2 separate regions of the Mus musculus genome follow, and region 1 is linked to region 2. Evidence: chromatin loops called from intact Hi-C (ENCODE). Cell type or tissue: left cerebral cortex. All regions are shown on one strand. Links, peaks and the distances in the headings refer to the core of each region. The heading gives the core; the rest is flanking DNA. Region 1 overlaps Egflam (EGF-like, fibronectin type III and laminin G domains). Region 2 holds the start of Gm41263 (a long non-coding RNA gene).

What was found. Peaks named below come from ENCODE experiments on the same cell type or tissue, not always from the same donor. Only the 100,000 strongest peaks of a DNase experiment are listed, where the experiment ranks them.
Region 1: it touches region 2 in a loop (4-fold over the local background); 3 of 42 quality-filtered maps call a loop at or near these places.

The regions. Positions count from the first base shown.
Region 1 is chr15:7,235,386-7,245,532 of GRCm38, forward strand. Egflam (EGF-like, fibronectin type III and laminin G domains) reads right to left here. Exons shown (of 22, transcript NM_178748.6): 13 at 8,398-8,523; 14 at 7,017-7,260; 15 at 2,352-2,463. Among named protein-coding and RNA genes, the nearest start is that of Lifr, 110 kb to the left of the region's middle. In left cerebral cortex, for the core only: no CTCF peak of the experiment used is centred there; a DNase peak (open chromatin) is centred at 5,747.
Region 2 is chr15:7,438,190-7,448,336 of GRCm38, forward strand. It overlaps Gm41263 (a long non-coding RNA gene), which reads left to right and starts at 4,112. Exons shown (of 4, transcript XR_875019.1): 1 at 4,112-4,524; 2 at 5,261-5,351; 3 at 7,662-7,803; 4 at 8,143-8,662. It overlaps Gm41262 (a long non-coding RNA gene), which reads right to left. Exons shown (of 3, transcript XR_001781710.1): 3 at 5,223-5,509. In left cerebral cortex, for the core only: a CTCF peak has its summit at 5,761 (motif pointing left); a DNase peak (open chromatin) is centred at 5,741.

The sequences.
Region 1 (10,147 bases), core at 1,380-9,379, 200 kb before region 2:
ACAGAAGCACATATAGCCACACATACACAGATACTCACACACATAAGTACTTTAAAAGATAATCATGTCTGTGATAGCATAAGTACAAATAATAGCATCATTAAGCCATTTAACAAACATGATTAGGCACCCACTTACTGTGCTCAAGCAATGTCGATGCCGGACAGACATTAACAGATAGGTGAGACCCAATCCTTGTCCCATGTGAGCTTATATACGGTGGAAAACATGGGCAAATCCATGGGTAGTTGGAATCAGAGCAGATGAGGACTGTCCAGGTTCCTTTGAGTATGCCTGAGGACAGGGAGGTCTCTTACCTCATCCTAGATGTACGAACTGGGAGAGCTGATCAAGGAAGAGTGGCAACTTTGGAATTGGAAGAAGTTGGGGCTGTGGGGTTTATAAGAAGCAGACAGGGTTGGGAGGACGAGGTAGTGCAGAGCCTCAGAAGTCATGCGAGGACTCTGACTTTGCAAAAGTCAACAAGTCTGAAGCAAAAGGCGGGCTGGGTGTTTTAGGATGATCATTAGTCAGAGAGAGGAGAATGGATTGGGGATCACAGAGGTGGTGAAGAGGAGACAGATGATCACAGATGACCATGCTCCATTTATCTCTAGGATTACCTCCAGGGCCTAGCTGCTACTGTTTGTAATGCTGGGGATGGAGCCTAAGGCCTGGCCCATGTCCATCCTAGACTAGCACATTACCAGTGAGCCAAACCATAGCCTCGGACAGGTCTCATTCCAATGCATGGTCATGAAGGAAACACAGGGGCTGCTGGGGATTCAGGCTGCCCAAGAGTATGCACCATCACAGACTTCCAAGCATCTCTCCCTTGTCTCTGACTCCAGAGCTGACAGAAACTATTAGAGGAAAGGAAGAAGGCTGTGGAGTCCACAGAAGAGTATTCTTTGAGTCTAAGTTCTGACTTTGACTCCCAATGTGTCCAGTAAATGGGGTGAGAGCAACTTTATTCTGGCTTTTGAAGAACCATCCCTCTTGCTGACAAGGAAGGGGGTAGGTAGCCTATAGTTTCATGCAAATTGTCCTCATCTCCTCTTTAAAAAAATTTTCTTTTGGATTTTGACCCTGGAAATAAAATCAACTACAGTGAAAAGTGCCCCGGCATCTACAATCGCGCAGTATTAACTGATGAGAGTAAGCAATGGAGCAACATGGAGACAACCATGTGCTAGGTACTGCTGTGGTTCGCTTACACAATTCTCCTGACTCTCACAACAACTCTCAGATGTGTGTTGTCATCAGCAGGATTCTCTCAACTGATCTAAGGATAACGATTCGATCAGAAAAAACGAAACTCAGGAGTCAGGTGACCAGCTTGAGCTTACCCCACTGGTGATCGGTGAAGCCGGATTTTGGAAGCTCAGGAATCAGGTTCTTGTCAAACATGCCATGCCTACACTGCTGTGTCTATGATCTCAGCTATCACATCATATAGATGACAAGGTCAGAGGTTGATGAGTGGCAGGGTAGAAAGAGCAGAAAGCAAGTTCTTAAAAGTGCCCTGGTCACTAAGTGTCATGGGTTGAATATGTTTGGCCCAGGGAGTAGCACTATTTGGAGGTGTGGCCTTGTTGGAGTAGGTGGATCACTGTGTGTTTGGGCTTTAAGACCCTCATCATAGTTGCCTGGAAGTCAGCATTCCACTAGCAGCCTTCATATGATGATCTAGAACTCTCAGCTCCTCCTGCACCATGCTTGCCTGGATGCCGCCATGTTCCTGCCTTGATGATCATGGACTGAACCTCTGAACCTGTAAGCCAGCTCCATCAAGTGTTGTCCTTATAAGACTTGCCATGGTCATAGTGTCTGTTCACAGCAGTAAAACCCTAACTAAGACACTATGTATTAACGAAGAAGTATAACTCAGGCTAATAAAAAGCCCTGTGAAGTCAATACTGTTGCTGCCATTGCTGTTTGTAGTGGCAGAATGGACATCATTTTCTAGAGGAAAACTGGAATGTCAACTCAGCACTGGGACCTATGTACTCAGATGCAACATGATGCTGTTAAAAAAATTTGTGTGTGTGTGTGTGTGTGTGTGTGTGTGCGTGCATGTATGTGTGTGTGTGTGCATGTGCGTATGCACACAAATGTGTTTATATATACGGTGTGCTACAGCACATGTCTGGGGGTCAGAGGACAACTTGCAGGAGACAGTTCTCTCCTACTCCATGGATTCTGGAAGTCAAACTCAGCCTTGGTGGCAAGCATCTTAGCCCACTGAGCCATCTGGCAGCCCTTTTCATGCTACTTGTCTACCAACATCAGTAGAAAACAATGGCCTGGTCCTCACCAGCCACTGGGAGGAACAAGTGTGTCCTTCTTACCTCTGCCATTCCCTCTACCACCTTCTGCTTGTCCACCTGTAAGATCCCATTCTTCGCTGTGCGAGACACACGTAGGTCATGCCATTGGCCTAGGGTGAGGGGAGCCTCACTCCTGTTGAAGAAAGATGTGATGTTAACATTCTGCATCCACTTGACTGGATGAAGAAGCCACGCTGACTGGTATAGAATTATTTTGGGTGTCTCTATGAGAGTTTTTGAGAGGTAATCCTCTGAACTGGTGAGCAGAGAGAAGAAGACAGCCTTCGTCAAAGCAGCTGGACATTACCCAACATTTTTGTGGGTTTAAACAAAATGAAAAGTCAGGAAAGCATGGACCTTCTCCCTTTGAATGGAGCTTGTACATCCATTTTATCCCGCACGCGGACAGTAGCATTACTCCTAACTCGTGAGGCATGTGCCAGAACTTACTCACAAGTATCTTGGTTCTCGGTCCTTTAGACTCAGACAGAGGCTTGTGCCATGGACACATCTGTGGGCTTGGGGCAGAACAACACCATAGACTTTTTGGGTTTTAGCTTCCCTGTAGAAAACTGTGGGATGCCTCAATCCCATATTCACAGGAGATAGTTTCACCAGACAAATGTTTTTCTCCATCTCTGTCTATATCCTGAATGGTTCTGTTTTCCTGGAGACTCTTAACAGGGGTCAGCATGTCATAGGTGTATACCACCATTTCATCAGCGTGGCTGTGATGAAATCGATGCCAACCATAGGCACCGGAAGAAGCAGTGGGAGGCGTGCCTGTGCCTCCAGATCTTCAGGTCACCCTTTCTCTTGAAAGGGTGATTCAAAGTGCAAGGTGATTATCATGGTGTCTTCTTTGCTAAGCTTGATATATACAAGTAATATATATGTGTGTGTGTGTGAGTGTGTGTGTGTGTACACATACACATACATATATACACATGCACATATAATATATGCATATATACACAAATACATATATGCATATATGCCCATATATACATGAGTTTACACACACACACACACACACACACACACACACATATATATATATCTCCTGCATGAGGTACCTTTCAGGATGCTGTGCTCAAATACCCAACACGAAGCTACTGAATGGATGGAGAGCTTCTCCTGGCTTACAGTTTCAGAAAAGATATCAAGTTCTTATGGAGATGGAGTAAATTATCTGACCTCTTTCAATGAATGACTGTGATGCGGAAGAGTAAGCCAGATAAACGTTTTCCTCCCCAACTTGATTTTGACCGTGATGTCTTATCACAGCTGTAGAAAGCACACTAGGGCACATAGCAAGCATGTTTCCCAGATGACCCCATCTGGCCAGCAAGATCTTGTTTGGTCTTTGAAACAAGGTATCACAAGAGAACTCTGACTGGCTTGAAACTTGGCTGTGTATACCAGTCTGGCCTCCAAGTCAGAGTAATGTCTGCCTCTATCTCTTGAGTGCTGAGATTACAGATATGCAATGTCTGTCTTATTTTGAAAATTTTCATATTGGAATATTGAAAAAATGCTCTAGTTTAGAAATGCCCCCAAAGATCCTTCATGTACTTAAAAACTTAATCCCCAGTGTGAGAGTTGGGATCTTTGAGAGGTGACTAATTGGGTCGTATGGCCTTTGCTTCATGGGTGGATGAACGTCATTATCACCTAGATTGGGTTTTGGATATGAGTGTAGATTTCAGTGCCTCCCGTCCTACACGGCCATGCAAATGTGTTCTCAGACTCATCTGGCTTCCCACCCTGGGGAGACGAGAGAGGGCCCCGGCCAGGATGTGGGTCACTTGACCTTGAACTTCACAGGCTCCATAAATGTGAGGCATGGAGTTTCTGCTCTTCGTAGATTCCTCACATTTTCAATAGTCTGTTAGAGCAACATGCAAAGAATCCTGCCAAGGATAAGCAGGCTGCGTGTTTACTGGTGATTCCAGAAAGGATTAAAATGACCTTAAAATCGCAGTTACTAAGTCAAGGTGGGAGCACTCGATGCTTAAATGTGACGTGCAGGAGTTTCTCGCATTGCCGTTTGGAGTGAGGTGTGCAGAGAGAATGCAATTATTGTGTTTCTATTTCTAACAATGCCTGGCTCCTGGCCTTCACTGAACCTCCCGATTGCTTTTTGGTCCTGTATCATCTTTAGAAAACTATGAGGAATACCAATGGCGTGATTATTAAAGGGTCAGCACCCTCTAATTTGATTCCTCTGCTCAGGCAAATGCTTTTGTGATTTGTCCTTAGCAATTAGAATTTAATCACCTTGGCTAAATCAATATGCAATAAAGAAACAAGCAGGCCTTTTTAAGTGGTCTATTTCCATAATGACGAACAGCGTACTAGTCATGTCTCCGTCCTGCAGAGGTCACTGGCTGTCAATCCGATACCTTCTTCTGCACAGTATATCGATCACAGCCATCGAGAGCTCATTCCAATCGCCTTGATGTTTGAGTCAAGCCGTAATGATTTCGACCACAATATCCTTTTCCTAAAATTAAAACGACTTGGCCCATTCCACCGCTTCCTACTGTCCAGGCTTTCCCCTAATTTTCTTAATTAAGTGGGGATTCTTTGAAACAGTTTTCAAAATAAATAACTTCCCAAGACGCATGGGAAATGCTAACAGAGATCCCTGCTGCCAGGTTGCAAATGAGACAGATGTGGGAAGGGGAGGCCGATGGTGGTTTAGTCTCTGGTAACCTTTGTCTTATGTTCAGTTAGGATTCAAGGACTCTTTCTCTAGTCACCTTCCCCAACAGGTAGGAAAAGAATACCTCACACTGTAATAATAATAATAATAATAATAATAATAATAAACAATAATAATAATAAAAACAAAACAACCTAAAATCGTTCTGATAGAAAATTGGCATTAACTTATGAAATAGAAATGCTGAGAGCTTCGGGCCTAGCTGCCCGTGTCCCCAAAGTGGGATCTGTGGCTGCAGAGAGGCCGGTGGGAGGAGTTCTGAAAGCAGTGGGAGGCGTGCCTGTGCCTCCAGATCTTCAGGTCACCCTTTCTCTTGAAAGGGTGACTCAGAGTACAAGGTGATTATCATGGTGTCTTCCTCTCTAAGCTTGACGTATAGTTCTGAGTGAAATGCTTGGGCTGTTTTGCATAATCATATGTAAATTGAATCAATTAAATACCCACAAAAGTTGTCTTGAGATATAAAATGTTTTACATAACTAGAGGGACAAAAATGTTTGTCCCATCCCTTCCCTGGGTTGGGAGGTGTCAACTGGTGTGGAAACTCAGCCACAAGGACAAAAAAGAAAAAAAAAATCCTTTGACAAACAGTGGAAACTTAATAGAGACAGCATTTCCCATCAGCCATGAAAATAGTCAGCAGTTTAAGGCAATGGATCATGGTAACATCTCCCTCCCCCACACACGCCTTCTAAAAATGACAGGCTGGCAAAATGAATACCACTAAGCTACAGCCGCAGTTTCCTTGGAAATAACAACAGACAGAGAGCCCACGCCAGGGCTTAAGCAGAGCATCCAGGCACTTTGAAGGAAGCATTAGATACACATAGCAGCACTGACCTCTGTATTAGACTAGGGGCCCTTGAGCTTGAAAGTTAAAAGTAGTCACATAGTGAGGGACCATGCTGACAAACTGAGTCCTAAACATTTATGCAGCTATCCAGAGCCCTGGGCTGTTCTCAACACGGCTCAGACAAACTTCCTTTTGCAGTATGCAGTAGTAAAGGGAAAGATGCATACGCAGTCAAAGTGCGGAGAAGAAGACACTGATTAGTCTAAACTGGACAACTGTGTATTTCCCACCCCCACCGTCTACCCCTGCTACCAAGGCTCAGGGATTAGTAAAGAAGCGGAGACGGGCAGACTGTAAGAGCAGAGGTAGGAGTGCTGTAGCATTCTGTCTTCTGGATGCCATGCAGCTATGGCAAAGGTGAACTCGTAGCAGCTGCAGTTACCAGCCCAAGACTGAGCCAGGCAAAGTCCTGGCGAAGAGATGGAGGTTGAAACCTAGGTCCCGAGCCTCATCAAGGAGCTATTGGCAGTTGGGAGTGGCTGGAGGAGGGAGAACAGAGTTCCTACACTCTTTGTAGGATGTGGGCACTGGGAGGATTCCTGTGCTATAGTGGACGGTCTCCTATCTACAAACACTAACCCGATATAGTGGGTTATTAAAAAAAAACACAAAGTTGGGAAGGAAATGTGCCCAACATATGCTTCTCTGTGAAAGGTGGGAATGGGTTATTGTAGCCCCCACAGGAAGCAAGGTCATTTTCCATTAAACAGAAGCTAGGAATTAATACCTGTTTGATAAGTATTTGGTGAAAGGAAGGAAGGAAGAGAGGAGGGGAGGAGAGAGAGGAGGAAAGAGGGTGGAAGGAGAGGGAGGAAGTGAGGGGAGGAGGGAGAGAGAGAAGGAAGGAGGGAGAGGGAAGGGGGAGGGAGGGAGAGGGAGGAAAGGAGGGAGAGGGAAGGGGGAAAAGGAAGAGAGGGAAGAAGGGAGAGAGAGGGGGAGAGAGGGGGAGGGGGGGAGATCATCTGGCATAGTTCAGAAGCAGCACAGGCTTTCACAGAACACTAGCAAAGAGAAAACAGGAAGAGGATGGCGGTTGGCCATTTAGTGGTCACAGTGGTGGCTGTGGTTTGGAGGGGAGGAAGTTGTACAAGGCCTTGGCCCTCACCTGAGAACTCCCGTCCCAGAACCACAGTCGAAGCGGAATTCCACGTGGCCCGCAGCCATATTGATGGAGAGGAAGTCCTTGCTGCCCGTGTCGTAGCTGTACAAAAGGACACCATCCCCCGAGTCTGGCCGAAAGGTGATCTCGAACTCGGTGAAAGAAAGATAATGCTGAGGCTCCAGGGGCCAGGGTGTGGCAGCATAGGACCTCAGCGACTCTCTGAACTGAGGGATGGTCAGGGCAAAAGCTACAGAGACAAACAAAGTGTTAGAAAGCCCTGGGTGGCTGAGACCAGCGAGTGCCCTGCATGGCGCTGGGATATTTCCCTCCTGCACAGGGGATTACCTACATCTCCTAGTTGCCCTGTGGGTATGGCTGGTATGGCTGAGTTTTGCCAGTGCACTGTGGGTAGATTATCATATGGCACCTCATGTCTGGCCCCTAAAACTTCCTCCCTTCCCTGGGGCTCTCTCTCCTCCTGACATGATGGCTAGATAGATAAAAGACTCAGAGGGGGACTCTCGGGGTGGACACGCTGCTCCCTACGTGACTTTATGGAGCAGAACAACCTCTAGCACTAATGACCGGAAGTGATGTAGCCTGAACAAGAATCAACCCCTCCCTATGTGAGCTTATACAAAACCAAGATGTCCGAAGCCAGCCCTGGCTCAGCTACACTCTTCCACTGACATGAGATTTGAGGAGATAGCATAAATATTTTTCCCCGGGGTAGCAACTCAGTTTCAAACCTGAATCATTTATGGATAAAATTGATTGCTTTTTATAATCATAGTTCTAATTTTATTCTCTTTCGCTTTTAGTTTTTGAATTTTGGAAAAATTAAAGTAGCTTCTAGCCTTCATGTTTATTTTACCCCCAGATCTTTAAAACTTTCAGTTATTATTGCTGAATGTTCATCTGTACACATTGTGGTGGTTGTACATTACACATATATGTACAAATATGTATGCACACATGTGTGTATTTGCATAATACAACATAAAAGATAGGATCAGTCATCAGATCAGAGCAAAGAGATAAAAATAAGAGCAGATTTGTCTTATCACATTATTGATTTGTGTGTACACTTTCCCAATATTTTCTCAGAAACCGTCAGATATTATAAAGAGCATGAACTTGTAGTTCACTGGAGCCAGTCCTGTAAAAACCCTACCAGTGCAGGCTTTCTAAGTGCTACAGGAAGGCCAGAGGAGCCAGCCCATGGTTGGGATATTAAAAGGAATATGCCTGTGATTAGTTTAAAACTCTGGTCTTCTGATATTCTCCCATTCCTCCCGGCAACGCAACCTGGATGTGGCTAAACAGGCATCTATGGAGAGTCACGTCCACATGCATCAATACACAACCAGGGCCACCCTCTCACCATCTTCACAGTGTCGACCTCTGAACCCAAGGGGACAGAGGCAGATGTAGGAGTCGGCCTTGATGGCTGCGCAGGTGCCCCCGTGGATGCAGGAGGCTTCGTCACAGATCCCACTGCTGCACTCCCCTAAACAGAGATCACAAAGCCAGGTCACCAGGTGCCCACCCATAGATATACAGCTGACCCCAGCATCATGAAGGGCCTCCCCGTTCCTACTGTCTACCAATACACAATGTACCAGCTCCCAGAACGGGAGAACCCGCTTCTTTGTTGTCATCTTCTGTTGGCTTGTCCTCCGGAAGAGCTGAAGACGTTTCCAAACATGATGGACACAATAAATCAAAGGACACATTTTGTAACCACTGAGGGGGATGGTGGAATTGTTCCTGCTTTTAATCCATCTCTACAGTTCCCTAAAGCAGGATGGATGGATAGCGAGCACCCCCCCCCCCAGTGTTTATGTTAAAGGCGTCCTGATTGTGAGACCCCAATTAGCTTAAGTGCTGCTGCCTCCCTGGTTCAAAGCTCAGCCATTCAGGCAAGCCTGGAAACAGCAGAACAGCTCAGCAGCTAAGCTCCTCCTCTGGGACAGGAAGAGGGGAAGTGTCATGGCACCTTGGTAAATGCTCTGGAATCTAGTTTCTCCTTCCACAGGACAGAAGGTAGAACCTAATAGTGAAAAGTACCTCAGGCTCACCTTCATGACCCAGGATGTGTGTGTGTGTATGTGTGTGTGTGTGTGTGTGTGTGTGTGTGTGTGTGTGTGTGAGAGAGAGAGAGAGAGGGGGGGGGGGAGGGAGAGAGAGAGAGAATGTGTGAGTATGTGGGTTTATGAGTGTATGTGTGTATATGTGTGAGAGAGTGTGGATGAGTGTGATATGTGAGAGAGTATACATGAGTATGTGTAACTATAAGAGAATATATGACAGAGTGTGTGAGAGACAGTGTGTGTGAGTATGTGTTTGTGTGTGGGATATGTGTGTGGGAGTGTATGTTTGTGTGTGTCAGAGAGAGTGTATGTGACAGAGAGAGTGTGAAAGAGTGTGCGTGTGTGAGAGATTATGTGTGTGAGAGAGTATATGTGTATGTACCCTGTGTGTGTGAATATGTGTGTAAGAGAGTATGTGTATGTATATTGTGTGAAGATTATGTGTGAGAGAGTTTGTGTGTGGCAGAGTGTGTGTGGTGTAGAGCACCTTTGTGTTTGTGTATGACGAAAAATATATGTGTGAGTGTGAGAGAGAATATGTGTGTATGTGTACTGTGTGTATGAATATATGTGTGTGAGAGAGTATGTGTATATGTTAGAATGTGTGTTTGAGAGAATGTGTGTGTCTGTGTGCGCACACACCCATGTATGTGGCACGTGTATGTGTGTGTCCTTTTATTAAACAAGCAGAGTTTTTGGAAGAACTACTCTGGCACCGTCATGCACATCATCTGACATGGGAATACATGGGCTTGCTCTCGCTCACTTTCTTCTACCTGTCTTACCAGTGTCTTTCTAGAAAATGCTGGATGAGTGCAAAGTACCTTTTCCAGGGAGGATGGAGGAAGGGGGCATGCACCTGCCAGGGATATAAAGTCCAGCTACCCTGTTTGCCAGTGCTTTGCCACCACTGCTGACTTGGTAGCTAACTCTCCAGAGATGAACAGCTCCCCTTAATTGGCTGTACACCATCTTCAGCATAATCAGCAAGTCTAGTCCCATCTTTGCTGACCAGTAATGGACCCCTGCATCCCTGGCCAT
Region 2 (10,147 bases), core at 867-8,866:
CACTCCCATGCTGGAGAGCCTGTTAACTGACTGAGCGGGCTTGGTCAATGGTAATTTGTTATAATAGTCTGAACTCACTAAGAGGGTGATAACAAAAGCAATAGGATGCACACTGGAAGAAGAACCATCGTTTAACCCACAAAGCCCTCCTGTCTTCCGAAATTGCTGCTATGTGGATGCCTTAAAATATATCATCCAATATATGACTTTGGCAACCCAAAGTTGTTCCTCGTCCAGTTGTTCCCAACAGGGCATGAGAGTGTGACACTTCTCAAGGCTTATTATTCCGTTCTAGTATAAGAATCTTGTCTCTATGCACTATGAGTTTAAAGGCATATCCCATCTCTTCCCACCTACCTACTTTCCCTCTGCCTTAACCCCAGGAAATTTAGCCCATGTCTTTTGAAAGCATGTTGCCCTCTACTGATGAGATGGTCAGATGAAAAGCAAGAAGGTCCCCACTCAGTACAACTCCCAAGTACATACACACGTTACATTCATTATGGAAAGTGCCCAGGCGGCCCTTCACATGTGAACTAGTATGCTGGCTGGTATTCCACAAGAAGACTGTGGGCCTTACACATAGTAGGTGCTTAATGTGCATTTTGATTTGCTGATGGCAGTGGTGGCAGCACTTCACATAGTTTCTTCAGTGGTTAGTCACTGTGATTCCCAGTGTGGCTGCTGCTTGGTGCTATCTTTGCTGGTCATCCACACTTAGGAGTTAGTTACCTCTATCTCATCTTTAAAAAAACAAAAACAAAAACCAAAAACCACTAATTCGTTAATATAGAACAATACAAAACAATCTCCAACTTGTAAAACACAGGCATCAAAAATCTAAATGCAGTGAAAAGTTGCCAAAACGACCAAAGGACCATTTCACAATACTCTCTGCAGTATAAATGGATAGAGACCGGATACGGCATTGGTAGGGGGATAAATAGGAAGAGATGACCATTTACGTTTACTATTAAAATAAGTCCCACTGCAGATACGACTTTGTTTGTTTTCTCTCTTCTTTCTTTTTTTTCCCCTTTTAGTCTTTCTTCCCATGAGGCTCTTTGAACGCTAGCCATTTTAGCTTCTATTTTTAAGGGATATCCAGAGCTAAGCCTTTTCCTGAAACCCGTTTCAAAATGTATCTCTCTTAGGCCCAGTCATTTACCTTCCAGGGAAGAGAGCTCTATATTTATAATGTCTAGTAATTTATTATACCCTCTTTCTAAATTCAAGTGCCTGCAGGCATGCCTGTGCATGGGCACTTCAATAAGTGCCTTTGGAACCTTCATCCAAGGTGATGAGCAGGGACAGAATTTTAAAGTGGCCACAGAGCAGATATTTGGGTGTGTGTGTGTGTGGGGGGGGTATTAGAATGATTCTGACTCTAGCTGAAATAACAAGGTGACTCAGCAAGAGCCTTGTTCCTCTCCTGTCCTCCCCATGGCAACCTAAGTACCTTAGACATGGCTGACATCAGATACATATCACTTCCTCCTCTTCATATCACAGAGTAACGTCCTGATGCAAGACAATGAAGATGCTGCTCCCGAGGAGCATCTGAGGTCCTTGTGCTCCTAAGACTCTAGAGCCTTCACCTTAGGGACGCTTTATTCATTATGGTGGGATAGATGCTGCTTCAGCATCAAGTAGCCCAGGGGCTTTTTATACATTATTTACTGTTCATGCTCCAGGAGGGTGGGCATTTATTCTCTTTTCATTTCTGTTGCTCTGTTGAAAAGCAGCGTAGGGAAGAGATGGCTTCCAGTTCAGGTTACAGTACCTCCTGTATGGCAAGGAGTCAAGTCCAGAGGTCAAGCAGCTCTTCAAAGCACCCATGGTCAAGAACAAAGACAAACCTTTCTTTACTTGCCACCTAGTCACTTAGCTTTCTCTACCCTTGCAGAGTTTCACAATGCCAGCAATGGGCAGGTTCTTCTTACAACAATTGACAATCAAGACAATCCCTGATGGGCACACCCACAGGCCACTTTGATGGAGACAATTCCTCAGTTGGGTTCTCTTTCCAGCTGGCTCTAGGTTATGGAAAATCAGCATTTAAAACAAACCGTGACAGTGTTTATGCATTGTTCATCTCTGAGGCCCAGCAGAGCAGTACCCACTTTCTAGAACATTTTTGGTTATTATAGTTGTGGGGGGGAACGCAGGAGAAAACCGTGGGATGTGTGCACAGGTAAAGTTGAGCAGGATCTACACCCAGCACATCCTCCAACAATGCTTTGACTAGAGTAGGTCCTATGGCCGTACCTACCTACGTCTGTTCTTGCAAGGGAAGAATGTGAACGCTTATGGAAAACCCAACAGACCAAAGCAGAGCATCAAACACTGAGGGTCTAGTATAATCCCAAGAATGGAGCCTGACACTGAATAAAAGCAATTATCACAGCCTATGTTATTATCATTAGCATCATGCATGCTAACCTGAAATCACACAGCTATTGGGGGACAGGGAGGAGAACGGCACTACATCAACACCTAGAATTACTGCATCTAGAATTGGAATTCTTTTCTCTGTGCTTCTCTCATTGCACAGGAAAGACATGACCAGCCCAGTATTTTTTTGCACCTTCACCTGCATATCCCCCCACCCCCCAGGGGTTTTATTTTGTTCTCATGCTGTCACTCCAACGACTACCCTTCAAACAAACTTTCCTGGATTTAGACTAACTTAGGAGACATCTCTGGGTGTGTCTTTGAGGATGACATTTCCAGAGAGGTTTCAGTGAGGATGAAAACCCCACTCTGAATGTGAATAAGATTGTGCCATAAACTGGGGCCTTGGGTTGAACAAAAAGGTGAGAAAGAGCTGAACACTGGTATTTACCCCCCCCTCCTTCCTGAATACAGACCACCAGAACCAGCACCCTCGAATTTTGCCACCACTCCTTTCTGCCGCAATGGCCCACATCCTTTCAAAGACTGTGACTCCAAATACTCTCTTTACCTTCTAGTGGCTCCTGTTGGGTATTTTTTTTTTATAACAACAGATAAGTAACTCATGCCTTCTGTGGCAGTTTGAACATGCTTGGCCCAGGGAGTGGCACAACTGCTCAACTCTAACACAAAAGCAGCTATAAACAAAACTGAAACAACTGAGTATGGCTGTGGCCATTACAGCTTTCCATATAGAAACATACAGTGGTGTGGGTTTGACCAGAGAGCTGGCACCTATTCAACAACAAGTTTTGGAGAAAGACTGATGAATGGATAGTCTGAGAAGAATTCTGCAAAGAAGAATCTGGTCCTGTGTGACTCCACGTCCTCTGTAAAAGCCTGCTTTATAGGGTTATGTTGAGGACTAATCAGGTTGCCCTGGGAGCCCAGCCCATAGCAAACCCTGCATCCCCTCCACAGGGGTTATCCGTCTTCCCTAAGGACCAGCCACTGGCCCTATTCTCCTAGGACGGATTTTCTAATCCAGTGAGTCAGACAATGAAAGAAATGGATATCAGAGAGTGATAAGCACTGTAAAGGAAAATAAAGCAGGGTGAGGGTAAAGGGGGAGGGGCTGGAGGAGCAAGGGAGCCATGCTGATAAATGCAGAGCAGAGCAAAGTCTCAGAGATGTGGCCAGCAGAAGGACTGGTGGGAGATAAAACAGAGAATCTGGGCACGTGGGAAAGGCAGCTTAGGGGTCATGGAGGGAAGCCTTCATCTACTTCTGTATGAGAAGAAAAACTGTTGAATTTCAATGAGTTTGTACTCATGTATTGTACGTGTGCTTATGCATGTATCACTCACTGTGCCTGTGGGGGGTCAAAGGACAATTTGTGGGTGCCTGTCCTCTCCTTCCACCTGTTCTGGGGATGGACTCAGAATGCCTGGTTTGGTGGCAAATACAGCTACCAGACTGAGCTCCAGAATACCATCACCAATTAGAGCTGTTAGGATTACTCTGAGCTGTCAGTGTATTCCCTGTGTGTGTCTCTGTCCCTCTGTCTCTCTGTCTCTGTTTCTCTCTGTCTCTGTCTCTCTCTCTCTTCTTTATTTTTCTTTCTTCCTTCTCCCTAACACCCCCCCCCAATTGCCCATGATCCTCCTTTTCTCCTCCACGCCTTCTTTTAGCAGACATTTGACTCTGTTGGAGGCGCCCAAACCCCAGGTTACTCTCCAGCTCCGAGGGAAGGTTAGCCAGAGCAGCTCAGCTTTCCAGTAAGACTTAACCTAATTCCCCAGACAGAAAAGGGCTTAGTGAGAACAAGATGAGCATCAAAGCAGAGATCATCAGGAATATTTTCTCGTTATTTAATAAACAAATGCCGAGACGTTTTAAGACAAACACCAGCTGCCCCGCACTGCTGTGAATGTTGCAGAGAACACAGGGATGTGGGACTGCTTCGTCTTGTGCTATCTGGAGCCTGAGTTTATGAGGGGCTGTGTGTTTATCTCGGGATTGGGAATATAACCAACTCCTGATTACCTTACCAGGGCTAATGGATAGTCATAAATATTCCAAGCAGCTGAAAAAAAATCGAAGAATAATTTTTGCAGACACATTTTTAAGGTAAGTTATTGTCCCGATTAAACAAATATTATGTATGTGGGTGACAGTGGTTGTATGAGTTCACAAATCATATAGAATTGTATGAATGAGAGATGGGACGAAAAAAGCGTTTGAGAGAAGAATGTGGGAAGTGGTGGGGAGAGGAGGAATGTGCAGAAGCGCCTGCCAAGCATGCGTAGTGTGGGCCAGCAATAGTCAGAGCCCCTGGGTAAAGTACAGATTAAGTCAGCTCTTAGTCCCAAATGCTAGAGGGCTGAAATTCTACTCTGCTCAGAAGGAAATCACTCAGATTCCTCTAAAAACTGTCACTGACAGGGTTGATGCTGTACAACAAGACTAGAAGGCTTACCGAACTTGCTCTAAGAAAGCTTGTCTGGTTAGTAACCCCCCAGGCTGCTCTCCTACAGCCGGGAAGCCACTATCCATGCTTTGCTTCTATGAGTGTGGCTGTATGTGGAAGTATTTTTAACAATTTGCCAGCGGTGGCTCTTTTGTGCTTCTCAAATTCTAATATGAAACCAATCACCTGGGAGAAGGATGCAAATGCAGATTACGGCCCAGTGGGTCAACAGCAGGCCCTGACTTTCTGCATTTCTTAAGGGCTCCAATAATTTTTCACCTAGCAGTAAGCTCAGAAGTATCGATTTAAAAACCGGAATGGCAGACTTTATACTAAAATTTTAATTTTTAAAGGACGGTCTTGTGTAGCCTCGGCTTAGCCCAATTTTCTCCGTAGCTGGGGATGACCTTGAACGTCTGAGGATGACCTGGAACGTCTGAGGATGACCTGGAACGTCGTCTGGTCCTCACAGGTGCAGAGATGACAGGTGCGCAACAACAGACCTACTCCATCTTGCAGTGCTAGGAATCGAACACAGGGCTTCCTCCTCTCCTTATGCAAGCGGTCTATCACCTGAGCCACGTCCTCCAGATCTATGCTTCTTGACTAACTGTGAGCATGAGTGTATTTACGGCCTGGAAGTCTCTGAAATTCATAAGAACAGAAGAGTTGAGTTTAAGTGTTCTGGGTAAATTCACCTGATTTTGGGGGGAAAAATCAGTTCGATTAGAGGTCCTAGTACCTGGAACTCAAGTGGATGCTGATCTTTTTTAAAAGTAGATCTTCTAGCTTGGACCCCCTGATTTGGGAGAATGGAAGGTCTGTTTAGCACAATATTTAAGCTGTGTCAGGGTTGGAGCCTGGAGCTTGTTAGAGCTTGTTAGCTTTGATCGCCATCTGGTGGCAAAAGACAATAGAACTGTTTCTTTAAATAAAAAGAAAAAAAGAACAAAAAAATTGTGTGTGTGTGTGGGGGGGGGGTGCATACATATAAGTGGGTGGGTGTTTGTGTCTATGTGTGCCTTTACAGACACCGGGACAAGACACTGGGTGTCTTCTATTGTTCCCTGCCTTCCTGCTTTAAGAGAGGGTCCCACTGACCTGGAAGCTTACCATTCAGTTAGTCTGGCTGACCAGCCACCTCTCTGGATCATCCTATCTCTATCCCACTATGATGGAGTTGTTGTGTGCATGTGGGCATTCTCGGATCTTTACGTGGTTGCTGGGTATTAGAATTCAGCTCCTCCAATGTTCATGCTTGCAGAGCAATTACTCTGGCCTACTGAGCCTCTCTCTCTCTCTCTCTCTCTCTCTCTCTCTGTATGTCTTTTTTCCCAATGAAAAAACAAAGTATAGCTCTCACTTATGCTTGATGATACTGTGTTATTCTAAGTAAGAATTATTAATGCTAAAGGTATTCCTTCATATAATGTGTAGGTTGGGATTTAAGATAAACTTGGCTACCACTTTCTTTCTTTCCTAACTGTGTGTTGCCCAAAAACTCTGACTTAACTCACTACTATCCATCATCACTGTTGGTGTTGCTAGTGGCACTGAATATTGAGAATCCAGGATTTTGCACAGGCTAGGAAGCACTCTAACCTGGGCTACATCTTCAGCCCTTAGTTTCTGAGTTAGTTTCAGAGTTAGGGTCTTGTTACGTAGACCAGGCTATTTCAGACCTTGCTGTATAGCCTAGGATCATCTCAAATTCATTTCAACCCTTCCTAAATTGCAGCTGTTTACCACTATACTACCACACCTGGCTTGTGTCTTCTCTTCTTTGTCATGCGACCATGGGTAGATTGCTTAATCTTGGAAGACCACGAATTCTAAGTATGTAAGAAAATCATTAGCTACTTCAGTAGGTTGTTGTGAAATGGTGGGTGCCATGTGTATTAGTATTCTTTAGACAAATAAAACCCATAGAAAATTTGAATCAGCTTATGCAAGCTGATCAAAATAGTCCCAACTTACTACCTCACACTATAGAAGCTGAGAACCCACTAGTCTCATAGCTGATGAGGTGGGGTTTCTCGGCAGTCCCAGGCTGGTACCACAGGCCTGGAGGATTCCCAGAGACCTGCTGGTTCTTGGTCCACATCAGATGTGGGTTCTAATATCAGCAAAGGAATCAAAGCAGCAGTTGGTAAATTAACTCAGCAGCTCGAGGGAATGCCACAGCAGCAAAGGAGGAATGGTCTTCTTTTGGGAGGTGCCACCAATCATTTGGGGTGGCATGTCCCACATCCATAAAGCACTGAAGACATTTCCTAACTGATACTCCCATAGGCCAACCTGATAAAGACAATTCCTCAACTGGGAGCTCAACAGCAAGAGAGGGAAATGTGGCAGCAATGTTCTTAGTTATACTGTGAAAATAAGAACTCTAAGAAGCACCCATGACATGTTGTTAGTTTCAAGCTAAAAATAACAAAGATGAGGCCCAGAGGGGAAAGTTGCCCAGTAACAAATCCAAGGTCTGATCTAGACAACAAGTTTTATAACTTGGCTGTGAATTTTTCAAATGATAACTGTCTTCACTCTACTTATTAACCCAATAAACCAAAGGAAAAAAACCATTACTAGTCAGTTTTCACTACATCAGATGCAGTAACAAGCATCCCTGGGCTCTCAGGATTGTTTGTTGTTCCCATTACTTTGCCTTTGTAGGTTTTCTGAGCTGTGGATACTCCCATCAGCCATTGGCACTGCTGCAGGAAGTGCTGGATGCTGGTGGGTGGAGTAGTGAAAAAAAGTGAGCAGTTTTGACTTTGATTGCTTCTTTGTTGTCTAGGAAGCTGAGGTAAAGAGAAGATGCTGGAAATGTGAGAGACAAGCTAGCAAAGTGGCCTCTGCATCAGCTCCTGCCTCCAAGTCCCTGCCACATCTGAGTTCCCGTCCTCACTTCCTCTGGTGATGAAATGTGATATGGAAACGTAAGTGAAGAAACCCTTCACTCCCCCAAGTCACTTCGTTCACGGTGTTTCACACCATGTTAGAGCAATAGCAACTCTAAGATCATCGGACTCCAGGAGTCTCTCCTACATATGCAAAGATTCTTTTTAAAAGAATCACAGATTAGAACGAAAACCTGTTTTCTTCAGTAGAGCTTCAGCCCAGCTTGCATTAACCAAAACTGACCCAAAATTCTGTGGCCAAAATAAATGACTCTGCACTGAATTTGCGGCTGTTAGCCTGTAGAAATCAATTATTACACAGGAGTATCCTTTCAAAATTTATAATGCTTGTTTCTTTTCATTTAATTTTTCCCTAAGATGGAGCACTGTAAGATATGTGGATAACCGATGAGTCCTGTCAACAACTCCATACCCAAGCTTGCACAAGCACATCTCCATTTCCAACCTAAACCAATCTGGGTGATGAGGACAGAAGACTTTGAATATGGGTACAGTCTAAGTCCGTGAGGGAAAGAGGAGGAAGGCATTCATTTTTATCAAGAGTCTAGGCTTATCTTTTTCTGTCACATAGGAAAGCAAGATGAGATGAAAAGAAGCAGAAAACAGAGAGAGCACGAACAGGGAAAGGAGGGGGAGGAGAGAAAGGAGACAGGGAAGCTGGTGGTAAGAAGGAGCAGTGGAGGGGGGGGGGGGGAGTTGGAAAATGAGTCCCTGTCATCAAGGGAAGGACAGAGTCCCATTAGGAAATCCAGGAGGCTGTAATGCGGAGACTGGTGTTTCTCCATCCAGGGAACTCATAGTCTCCTCTCCATCTCTACCCCCTCACTCTCTTTCCCTCTCTCCCTCCCTGCCCCCTCCACCTCTCCTCCTCCTCCTCATCTCTCTCCAGATCCCTCCACCTGTTTCAAGAAACAAACATCTGCTATTGCGTAATGGCTAACTGTTACGGATTGTTTTTATACCTTACACTGCAGATTCTGGGCGTCTAGGCTCCACACAATTCATTCCACTGTAGTTCTTGCCTTTTAGAACATTATGCTGGATCTTGGTAAGTTACAGTGTGGGAGCTCTTAGTGGCTTTCTCACTACCAAGGTTAGTGTGGTTACTGAGATAAAAGGGAATGAGGTTGGGAAAAGGGAAAGGTTAGGAGAGAGCACAGTCACCAGAGACAGGGCCTGACAAAGGGTCTGTGTGGCTAAGACCAAGTAAACAGACTCTCTATGTTAAACCTTTTATGAACACATGATTTTTAGAGCTAGGCAGGAAAAAAATGATTGTCTATTAGTGTAATTTAGCAAATCAACAGCAATGTGGTTCAGAGAACTATGTTTATGCCTGGAACTTTCCAGTAGCCTTCAGATAACACCACATATACATAGCCATGGAACAATTAATTTTTAGCCAAATAAAAGATGGGCTAACATATTTGTGCTATATACATATATATATATATATATATATATATATATATATATATGCTATCAAACAATAGCATGGATTCTCTTTATCCCAAGAACTTTCAGAGTAGGGCACATACTATCTGGAAAGAAAATTCTGCATATATATATATGTATATATAGTGTGTGTGGGTGTGTATAAGCACGTGTGAGTGTTTAGGGCCAGATATTGACTAGCAAATGAATCTCCCTTTAAATCAGAGCAGGCTACGTGTGCTATCATTAGTCTCCCAGCTTGGGGCGGGGGTGTCTGCTTCCATAACAGCAATTCCTGCCACAGCAGTGAAAATAGCAATCAGATGGAAAAAAGTAATAACCCAGCCTTGCCTGGGTTGCATTCAATTTATGTCTGTGGCGTTTCAGTTTTAAGCCACTAAACCTTGGTCAGAATCTCAGGAGAACAAGACAGCACAATTCCAAAAAGCAATCAAAAAGTGACTGCCAAGTTATTGGGCGGTTCCATGGTGCGTTTCTAAGCCAGTGCTAATCTAATAAATGTACATGCAATGAACTGTGAAATTGAGAACATGACTGTCCATATCCTCCAAGCCAAAGGGATGGAACGGTTATTTCTCTTTGATTTTGGTGAAAGGGGAATCACAGATAATCTGTTATTTCATACCTTCACAAAAGATGTGAAAAGTCTGCATGGCTCACACTGTGTGTTTGCACTGAGGAAAGGCTAAGTGAGCCATGGTGCTTGGCTGGCCGGAACCCTAGCTCAGGTGAACAAGGAAAAATACAGGGCTTTGGAGCTTGAGTGTCAAGGCTGGGAGCCTTAAGCTCTGCCTTTCAGTGCTCTGTGAAGATTTATTTATTGTGAATGTGAGTTGAAAATGGGATGATGTGTGTGAACCACTTCAGCAAATTGGGAAGCATCATTTAACACGGTGGGAAACAGAGA